2 separate regions of the Mus musculus genome follow, and region 2 is linked to region 1. A link is a contact called in ENCODE Hi-C or POLR2A ChIA-PET data. All regions are on one chromosome and are shown on one strand. The core of a region is the stretch at or near the end of the contact, and the rest is flanking DNA. Distances in the headings are between cores, read along the strand shown.

Region 1 (5,431 bases), core at 2,750-5,249:
CACTCATACATTAAATAATATAAAAAGGGAGGGACGAACCTTTCACTTTCACCAGCTTAAAATGTGCTGAATGACCAGTAAAATCATTCAATACTATTTAGAGAATATTATTTCTAATAATATTGAAGTGTATTAGCTGCTTGTACTTTGACTTTTTCTCATTCTATGCTATAACTAAACAGTTTCATAAATACATTCTGATATATATCATATCAAATTAAACATCAATAATAGGACTTAATAAAATTTTAAACTCTTTTTTTAATGAATGTGACTAAATTTGCCATTATCTAATTATTTCCTTAATCATCTTAGTGGAACTTGTCCTGTATTCATTCCTAAATCTGACCTGTAACTTTTATTAGTGAAATTTCAAAAAGCCTTGTTCTCAAAAATATCTGCCACATGAATGCAATTTAATTTGAATTCTATTTCCAACAGTATTGTGCTAATATTTATTGCCATATTTTTATCTTTTTTCTTTTATTTTTTATTCAAATAGTATTTATTTGCCATATTTATAATCCAAAACACCATTATACCTGAAGTTCCTGAATGGCTTTTCGCTGGGCTTCAATTATCTTTCTGTTTTCTTGCAACTTATTTTCTTTCTGCTTCAGTTCAGATTCTATGCTCACTTTCCACTTTTTTATCTTTTCAGCCTCTTTATACAGCTTTGAATACAGTCTGCTCATTGGCTCTGAATTCTACTTAAATGGATTTCCAAAAGTTAATTGTCTAAATTTTAATATAACCAACAATAGTTACCTACCACATATGCATATATACTAATGGTGACAAACTGTCTATTCAATTTATATTGTAGCAAAATTAACTTTCATAGTATCAAGACATCATATGCTATTTCACCAAAATCACTGACTAAAATCAAGACTGAAAAATGCTGAAGTTAATTTAATTCAGTAAGAGAATATGACTCAATAACAGTTAAAATACATCACTCCACAGGAAATACATAAAAGTTAACTATTGTATTAAAGCATTTTGTTTAGAGAAATCATTTGAGGATTAAGAGTATATTAAGAATATGACAAGAAAGTAGTAAATAAAATACGTAATTTTCAATGAGCCTGAGGTTTTAGAGTTCTTGACTTTTTTTTATTCATTATCATATTATAAATGCCAGAGGAACTTGGGTTTGCTTTTTATATTGGAGCTGGGGAGCTAACTCATGGCATCTCACATACTAAACAAATAACATAACTCTAATATGAAGCTATACTCCAAATCATATTTTAAAAATAAACTGATATTTGCTTGCATTTAACCTGTTATCAAAATACAGACTGGTTCCAAATTTTTTTATTCTGTGACACTATTAACCCTTGCAATAGGCATATAGCACTTATCAGGCCCCGAAATTTCCCTTGATTTATAAGATGTGCTGTAAGAACGACTCTTATAATTCAAAAAATATGCCATAATCTACAAATAAATTTCTTGTACAATAAAGCAGCCAAATGGCTGCATATGTAGCAGAGGATGGCCTAATCAGTCATCAATGGGAGGAGACACCCTTGGTCCTGTGAAGGCTCTGATGCCCCAGTATAGGGAAATGCCAGGGCCAGGAAGGGGGAGTGGGTAGGTTGGGGAGCAGGAGGAGGGGGAAGGGGATAGGGGATTTTTGGAGGGGAAACTAGGAAAGGGGATAACATTTGAAATGTAAATAAAGAAAATATCTAATAAAAAAACCACAACCAAATGACAATTTTACCTGTCAAAAGATTATTTTTGTAAAATGCTGACCTTTCCACATATCTCTCTACTCTTCTAGTTTTAATTTTTTTTATTTAAAATTTAATTTCCCCAAAAGATTTGTTTTCTTTTACCTAGGAAAATACAACTGTTTAGCATTTCAAATACTTTAAGAGGAAAAAAATATCTGGAATACAGATACAACTTTGTTGTAGAACAGTTGCCACTTAAAGTGCATGAGGCTCTGATTTAGTCCCCAGAGCCACTAAAAGAAAAGTCTTCAAAGAAAATATTTTAAAACATTAACTGAATATGAATACTTTGAGAACTTAAAAATGTATATTCAAATAATAAATGAAATTCCAGAAATAAGAAGGAAATATCTGACCTCAAAATCAGAGTCATTTACTCCTTCCTGATAGTGACAACTGCCAGAATTAGCAACCTAAAAAAAAAAAAAAAAAACTGTAAGATTATATATTTCAAGCTAATGACAGTTAAATACACCAGACTATGATTAGCAAAATGGCTCCATGAGTAACAATGATGGCCACAATGAGAACCTGATTTGAGCCCAGATTTACAAGTTGTAGTATGACCTCCACACATATATCATGGTATGTGTGACACTCACATACATACAAATATACATAAGCACACATATACACAAATGTAATAAGAATTAAATTACATAAAACTACTAATCCTACAACTACCAATTTTTTCTTCAAATAATTCAATCTCTAATTACAATCTCTAATAATTTAATTCTTATTACACTCTTACTAACCTGTTCGAGCATGGGCAAAATACTAAGTTTTTGAAAAGCAGGATCTGTGAAATAAGAAAATGTCATTAAATATGAGAACATCACTTTATATTATTTTACCTAACTGAATGTCAAGAGTATTAATGTAATACTTGTGTTGTATAACTGGCAATGTATATAACAAAATGTTTCTATGAAAATTTACATATTTGTCCAAACCTACCTTTATCAATGTTTTCCCGACTGGACATTGTAAATGGAACACCAAAATCACCTTCTGTACATTTGTTGGCAGTCTAGAAATACAAAGAGGTTCTTTAAATATTCTGCTCAATACCTCTTTACTGTTATTACATAACAGAAACTTTGTATATTCTAGAATATTAATAATTTCAATAGTATATGGTTTCCTTCAATCTCACTCAACCAAATTGAGATCTTCACTAAATCAAATATCAATGACATGTCTTAGCTATAGCAGAAATTACCTGTAGCATTAACAACATATCAAAGACCCGGCCCTGCAAAAGTAGAAATACTGGGAATTGTATGTGCTATTGGGGGCGGAGCCATTTCTCCAGCCCAGCAGTGAATTTTACAAGAATCACGTTTAAAGGAGTCTAAAAAGTTTGAATGTTGGCAACATACAATAAGGCCTGTAATTACGGGCAAAAAAAAAAAAAAAAAAAATCCACCCCAAATTTTAGGGTATATCAGCGATTAATGTAACATACAAAGTGTAAGGCATGCTTTTCTTATTAGCATCTCTCTCGTGAGTCTCTGTGGGCTCGCACACGTGCCCGTGGTGTGGAAGCCACCCTTCTCGCCTTGACCGCGTGCGTTCTAGGGATGGAACTTTCTAGGGGTGGACCTCAGGTCTCCGGGCTCGGCGGCTGCACGTGCCTTTCGCCCCGTCCCGGGCCCGGGCACTGTCTCCGAAGCGCCCACGCAAGCTGACCTTGAAGTAGTTGGAGTCTCCTCCCGCCGTCTGCGGTTTCACGGCGGACACTTGACTGCTGCTCAGCCTCGGCGGGACGAACAGTGTGAAGGGCTTTTGCTTCTCCATGCTGCCTCCTGGGCCTCGGGGGAAGGGAAGAGGTCACACGGCTGGGTGAGGCCGAAGTACAGTGAGCCAGGTCCCTCAGAGGGGCCCAGCGTCCGTGTCACCCTGCGGCGCGTGTGGCCTGCACGGTGAAAGCCTGCACGGCCGCACCATCTCTCCACTCCAGCCGGCCACGCGACCACGGGCCCAGCCCGAACCTCGAAGGCCGCCCGCGACTGCCTGAGGCCCAGGGCCCGGGGCCTCCCTGGCCCGCGAAGCCCGCGAAGCCAAGCACCTGGACACGCGTGACAGAGGTGTGTACGTGGGCCCCAGGCCCCGACACCCTCCACACCCTCACCGTTGTCAGGCTCCGCGGCCCGTGGCCCCGCGTGCGCTCCTTTATGAAGACGACATGGAACGGAACCGTGAGCTTCCCCTCAGAACCTCCTGGAAGCCCGAGAACTCGCGGGACTGGGAGGCTGGCCGCGACCGGCTCAATTTAACGGTTGGTCCAGCTGGCCGGGATCTCGCGCGCAGCACTTCTCGCGAGATTTCCCTTCCCACGTGCCGGGTTCTCTACCAAGTCTGCGCTCAAAATTGTCGGAGGATGCTGGGAAAGCCCCCCCCCAACCCCCTCGTTGGTGTATAGCCATTTAAAGGCGTCTCAGTGCTTTCCTTTTCTAAGGCTGTATTTATTATGTTCTGGTGCGTGTTATAGAGTGTTTCATGTGGATGTATGCATCAACCCGTGCACCACGTGCAGCGTCCTGGGCATCCATAAGGAGTAGGAGCCCTTGGAATTGGAGTTACAGATGGTTGTTAGTTGCCTGGTGGATGCTGAGAACCAAACATGAGTCCTGTGCTACAGCCATAAGCCCCATAAAAAGAAGTCATTTCTGAGGAGTCCTGTGGTTGCTGGGTGCTAAAGATGGCTTTGGGAGTCTATAGAACTTCCTGTATGTGTTTGTAACTTCATTTGCTGTGGCTACACAATACCCCCGACTAAGCAAGCAAAACGGGAGCTGTCTGTGAGTCTTAATGAGACCAAGAAGTAGGATGGGGGGGGAGGGCCGGATGGGGGAGACTGGGTGGGGAAACAGAGTGCCAAGGCTGGACATAAAAAGAAGAGGTGAAGGCTAAAACTGGTTGGGGGCAGGGGCGTGTTTTTGACGTTACAAATGAGGATCATGAAATTTTGAGCATCAGGGTTAGCATGATTATGTTTGGAAGAAAAATCATGGTATAAAGAATGGTTCCGGTTTCTGGAGTGAGCCTGTTTTAATACCTAGGACAAGATATAAGGACCTGAATGATCGATCCACAGGGGTAGTGGAGATGAGGTGTCAGTGGGAAAGTACATTTACCAGGTTGAATTAGTGTGTTTCAACTTAAGTAAAAGGGAGGGAAATCAAAGAATCAGGCTTGGCTAACTAGATATATCATCATTATAGTCTTGAGACATGCCATGACCCAGCTCTCCCCAACTGAGCTAACTCCATTTCATGCCTGCATCTTTCCTCTGCAGAGGCTTCACAGTCCTGGCATCTCCAACCATGCTGGATTCTCCATTATAACCTAGGCTTGACCTTCACAGCTTCATACAATGGCCTCCAGGGCCGGCTTGCAGGGAATCAGACCCTAACACGTATTGCCTGCCCTCAGTGGTCACTGCAGTTTTCATGACCCCTCATTCTCACATCTAGCCTGCCTGCAAAATCAGTGCTGACCTCCAAGTTCTGTCGCCAGCTGAAGACATAAACTGGTTCGTTGGACTCCAACTACTGCATCCTCTATCTGCCTTAAAGGCCAAAGCTAGAGAAACTCATGTTTAGGAGGTTGTTTTTCAGGCAGGGGCCCTGCAGAGAACCCTTTTGTTCGGGTGCATTCTCAATTCACTCTCTCCT
Region 2 (5,698 bases), core at 646-3,145, 60 kb after region 1:
ACTGTAGAATTAAAAGTCTAGTGTATCACTGCCTTTTGTCCCCACATATTTCCACAAGCCCTGCCCCTTCTATACTCCTATTTATGGTCATCCCAAGACAATAAAGACCAGTAAAAAATGATGTAGAGTTCTATGCACTAGAGAGCTGTAGTTCTTGGGTGTGTGGCACTGCATGAGGGAACTGGCATTTCAGTTGTGTGTCATTGTATCCCTAGGTATCACCCTAACAGCCACTGCCACACTACACAGTGTGTTCTTCAGTAGTTTTGCTTACAGTCCCAGAGTTCTACAATCTGCACAATCTAACCTTAAAGCATTTTCAGCATCCCAAAACACCATAGCTTCATTTTGAGACCCAAAGTACTAGTCTCTCTCTTTTCTCCTCTCTTCTCTTTCACTCTTTCATCTCTCTTCTCTCTTCTCTCTCTCTCTCTCTCTCTCTCTCTCTCTCTCTCTCTCTCTCTCTATCTCTCTGTGTTTCTCTGCACACTTGCACATGCACCAAGTCCTTGAGACAAGACCAAGGGCCCAACAGCTACAATCCAATATATAAATGTAAGGAATTAAGAGTTAAAGAATACCAGGGAGACAAGGGGGGGAAACTAAGTGAAATGTTAGAAACAAATAAACTAGCCTGTTCACAGTTGGGTATTCTCATGCACGGTGGCTGGGAGCATCAGGAGAGGCCCCTCCCTTCTCACCTGAGACTTATACTGCTGGCAACCGAAAACTTGTCCCCACTTCAGCCCTTCCTAATGTCCTAACCTATGCCCACATGCCTTAGGTAAGTTTATTTGGGCTACCAGTACAACCTTCAAGTGTCCCCCAATTTCTCCAGAACTGAGGGGATCTTTACCCCTTAATGTCCAGCTCACATAATCTGAGCCCTCATCCTGTGTGACTTCAAGGGGGTTGTGTACTCCTCAAGTATTTCTAAGAGTCCTGGGAAACGCTCCTCACAAAACGTTTGCAAATATATCCTGGTCTTTGTTGTAAACTTATTCGAGGCTATTATTCTGTTTTCCCAAAGTTGTTTTCCTTCCGAATGAAAATTATTTCATCTTCCCAGAGGCAACCTCTTAACACAGTTTTGTAAGTGTAAAATTTTTACAATAGGCATTTCCCCAAATCACAAAAGTACACCAAACATCACGTGTTTCTAAACTTTACATCTGAACTCAAGATAAAAGAGACTGTAGGACAGGGAAAATGATTCTTTAAAACACAGCATTACTACTATTCTACTGTCCTAGACTCTTTTGGACAAAAATATTTTAGGAAAGAATTCCCTGTCAGCCACCGTACTCGTTAAACACAGTCAGCCATAGTGCTGTAGAATAGCAGAATAGCTCCCAAATCAAAAGGCTTCCAACATTGCACTAAGGAAAGATTTTCCTTTGTGTATGTGCACACGCGTGTGCATCTAACTGATTGCATACACAAGTGCAGTTGTGGAAGTCAAAGGACAACCTCAGATGTCATTCCCAGACACTGCTCACCGTTTAAAGGAAGAAGGGAGGGAAGGAAAAAAGGAAAAGGGGGAGGTGAGGAGAAAGAAGAGAAGAAATGGAAGGAGGGAGGGAGGAAAGGAGAGGTTCCGGTGTATTTTACCACTTATTGGGGGTGAGTATCTGTTTCATCAGTTTGTTACAATCCCATTACTAAATAACAAACTACATCAATCAAAACCAGAAGAAAAGTTGAACTAAGACCGGAACAGAAATAACTTCGTGAAAAACCAGGATGTGGCACCAATCCGACCTCTGCTGCTCCACCCTAGAAAGGCTAAGGCTGTGGCGAAGCCTGAGGGTAACCAAGAGTCCACCTCTGCGCAGGCGCCGACCGAGATGCCACCACGCCTTTAAAGTGCACCCGGAAGTGACGCGATTCGCGCTGAGCCAGGGCCGGGTAAGGTCTGAGCGAAGCGCCTAGGCTAGCGGGCCCGGCGCGCCTCCTCGGCCACTATGAGCTGCACGATCGAGAAGATCTTGACGGACGCCAAGACGCTGCTGGAGCGGCTGCGCGAGCACGATGCGGCGGCCGAGTCGCTGGTGGACCAGTCGGCTGCGCTGCACCGGCGGGTGGCGGCGATGCGGGAGGCGGGCGCCGTGTTACCCGAGCAGGTCGGCCGGGGGCCGAGCCGCGCCCAGGGGTGGACGCTGCGGGCGGGTGGGTGGGGTCGCGCGGCCTGATTTATCTTGGTCTGGAGGGCAGGGCGGATGTGTGAGCTTCCTGTGTCGTGGGTGGGACTGCTGCCTCCTCCGCAGCACCTGCCCATGTTTACAGTGCCTTAGTCTGTCTTTCTGTCCAGTATCAAGAGGATGCATCCGACGTGAAGGACATGTCTAAATATAAACCTCACATTCTGCTGTCTCAAGAGAATACCCAGATTAGAGACTTACAGCAGGAAAACAGAGGTTAGTCAGGCGTGTGTGTGTGTGTGTGTGTGTGTGTGTCTAGGATTTTTTTTTTCTGGTAATACTACTTTGGACATTCTTACACAAGTGCCTGAACAGTTCACAAGCGTGCACATCGCATACATATATTTAGATCAGTGCTTCAAGGGTCAACTGGTAACAGTAAAATCTGTTAGATTGCTCTTTTAAAAGTCTTCCTGGTTGATGACCTTGAAAGATGTATTCAGTAGTTTAGCAGAGTTGAATTGTTAGATGGCTGGGGAGTGACCACATACCAAATGGAGGCTTCTATAACTAAAGTTCATAGTCTCCAAATGTAACATTTCGATATTAGAGTGAACACTAAAGTTAAGATCGACGTTTCTTTAATGTTCCTGTGCAAGATGGAAGGCTAGAACTTCGTCCCCCAAATACATAGTCTTAGGGTTGTTGATGACAGCAGGATGGTAGTTGTCTGATGGAGCCCTTTTACATCTGCCATTCCACTCTATGCCCCTGACCAAGTATTTACACAATGCAGCTAAGAAACAGGTTCACAGACACCAGTTGGAACCAGCCAGAAGGCCTGAACTGCCAAGCTGGAGGATCTGAGGCCATTCCAAGGGCCTACGTGGTTTAAGGAGAGAACTGACTCCTGGGGGTTCTTCTCTGACCCGACATGTGCCGTGGTTCACACAAATCAACAAAATGTAGTTTTTTTTTTTTAATTTTAATGAGCTCATTTTTGCTTCTGAGAAGTCAATTAGAAAACTGAATTCAAATCCGTGCCTCGTGATTACACGTCCCATTTTATTTGCACAAGACTCTACTGCCTAGAGAGTTGGTTTTCAGGTACACTGTTCACGTCTGTGGGCTTGAATACTGATTTCCAACTTTGGATTCCCAGTGTCCCGTGGAGTGTCTGAGAGCTCCAGCTGTTAGGAGGTTTGCCTTGAGACCAGTCTTAGACGTCATTGTCCAGATGTTTGCTTTTGTTGTTAGAACTGTGGGTTTCCTTGGAGGAGCACCAGGATGCGTTGGAACTGATCATGAGCAAGTACCGGAAACAGATGTTACAGTTAATGGTCGCTAAGAAAGCCGTGGATGCCGAACCAGTTCTGAAAGCTCACCAGTCTCACTCTGCAGTAAGAAACACTGATAAATAAATTGTAAATAAACTGAACTGAAATCGTGGGGTCGTTCCTTTGTTTGCAGAAAACAGTGTTCCTCTTTCTGCATATTTTCATAATCACTCTGAATTTGGCTGTGGCTTTGTGAAGACATGAATAAAGGAAGGGGATAAGGGCCTCTTCCATCCTTTAGTGGTCAAGTTACCTCCCTCACCAGGGATTTCTTTTCAGCTTGACACAGAAAGATTGAGAGTAGGCCATCCTGGGCTACATAGCAAGTGTGATACCAGCTAGTGTTGAAGGCATTCAGTGACTGCTTAGCTGATTGTTGTACATTCTATCGAGCCATAAGTTTTATAGTTCCAAGGGCATGAGTCGGATTTTATCCCTCGCTTCCACATAGCAAGCAGTCACTAACTTCATCAAATGACTCAGACTGTGTTATGGGGGGAGGGCTGGTCTTGTTCCTTTGTTTTATAGCAGTTCCTCCTCTTTGATCCTTCACTGTTTAACTTGGAGGAGCCAGCAATTACCTTGCAGTTTGTAGGGTGTTTCCTTGCCCTATTTTAGCTTTTACTGTAGTAATTAATTGGAAGCAACTATTTACTACAGTGAAAGATGCACCACGTTTCATCTTCTATCGTTAGGAGTTTTAGGCAATGGAATGTTTAAAATATTTGAATGTTTTAAATATCTAAATATTTGAGTTGTCTGTTATATTACTTTTGGTTGGTTGGGTGGGTGTTTTGTTTGTTTAGGGTTTTGTTTTGTTTTTTGCAGCTAGGTCTCATTTAGCCCAGGCTGGCCTCTTAACTCCTAACCCTCCTCCCTAGGCCTCCCAAGGGCTAGGATTACACGTGTATGCCACCACACCTGGTCCCTGGATATCAAACATTCTTTTGAAAATTGGAAATTATTTGAAATGCCACAGATTGATAGATTGATATTATTATAGCTCGAAATATAGTATGATTGCAATGTAACTTCTGTAGTGTGTACAAAGGGAGCCACTTCCCACTTACTCTTACTTCTCAAGGTTTTAATAGACATAAAATTCTCCTGTACATGCGTTCCATGGTCTTCATCACTAGGAACCTTTTCTTCATCTTATTTTCACAGGAGATTGAAAGTCAGATCGATAGAATCTGTGAAATGGGAGCAGTGATGCGGAGAGCTGTTCAGGTGGACGATAACCAATTCTGTAAGGTTCAGGAGAGACTAGCTCAGCTGGAGGTAAGGCTCTCACTGCCAGAAGGTCACCTCTTTTTCTTTTATTTATTTTGTTAAGTTCACTGGTTGTGAGTTTTAGAGGCTCTTGGGATGTATCACCACTGTCCTCACTGCAGTATAATAATGTTCCCCCTTTTTACAAAAATGTCTCAAAGAAGAAGAGAGGAAGGAAGGAAGGGGTTCATCTCAGAATGGGGCCTGGACTGGCTAAGAGCTCAAAACTGCCCTGCCTCAGCCTCGGCCTCCTGGGTTGCCTTGGTTGGCAGTGTTAATGTTCTTTGTGTCCTAGTGACTTAAAATTTCAATTTCTCCTTTATTTATTTCCTTTTCAGGAAAATAAATGAATGTAGTCAGCAGCAATCAGGGGAAATGTCAACTGTGGGGCTGGGGACAGAGCTCGGTTGCTATATCTATTAAGTATATGAATATACTTGAAAAGCAGAGGGGAGGAGGAACAGGTCATGTGTGAGCTGACTTCTCGCAGTAATAGAAAGTCAAATACATAAAATCTAAACTTGATCAAGAAATAGCAGTACAGAAGCTGGGCAGTGATGGCTCACGCCTTTTATCCCAGCACTCTGGAGGCAGAGATAGACAGATCTCTTAAGGCCAGCCTGGTCTACAGAAAAAGTTCCAGGAAAAGAAAAGAAGAAAAAAGGAAAGGAAAGGAAAGCAAAAGGAAAAGAAAAGAAAAGAAAAAAGATCAATCGGTACAGGCAACCCTTTAGAATTATAGAAGTAAATGCCAAGAGAAATATAAAAAGTGGGGTTGGAAAGATGCTCAGTGGGTAAGAGCACTGGCCAGAGGACCCAGATTCGATACCCAGCATCCACATGGTAACTCACAACTGCCTGCGACTGCTGGCACAGCACGTAGTGCACAGATGTACATGTAGACAAAACTACACATAAAATGAAGAGACCTTTTACAAAATATGCCAC

Evidence for each region. A loop is a pair of places that touch in the nucleus more often than their neighbours do. ChIA-PET counts read pairs that join two places held with the same protein, here RNA polymerase II (POLR2A).
Region 2: POLR2A ChIA-PET joins it to region 1 with 13 read pairs in Patski. The contact joins the promoter of Sike1 here to the promoter of Sycp1 in region 1. A Hi-C loop is called at or near these places in 1 of 37 maps with a recorded cell type or tissue (mature B cell). POLR2A ChIA-PET finds 5 or more read pairs at or near these places in 1 of 5 experiments (Patski).

Annotation. Positions count from the first base shown.
Region 1 is chr3:102,932,101-102,937,531 of GRCm38, forward strand. Sycp1 (synaptonemal complex protein 1) reads right to left here and starts at 4,000. Exons shown (of 33, transcript NM_011516.2): 1 at 3,886-4,000; 2 at 3,444-3,565; 3 at 2,709-2,781; 4 at 2,507-2,550; 5 at 2,105-2,161; 6 at 543-707. The coding sequence starts at 3,551.
Region 2 is chr3:102,993,845-102,999,542 of GRCm38, forward strand. It overlaps Sike1 (suppressor of IKBKE 1), which reads left to right and starts at 1,896. Exons shown (of 5, transcript NM_025679.3): 1 at 1,896-2,123; 2 at 2,312-2,417; 3 at 3,399-3,541; 4 at 4,646-4,759. The coding sequence starts at 1,965.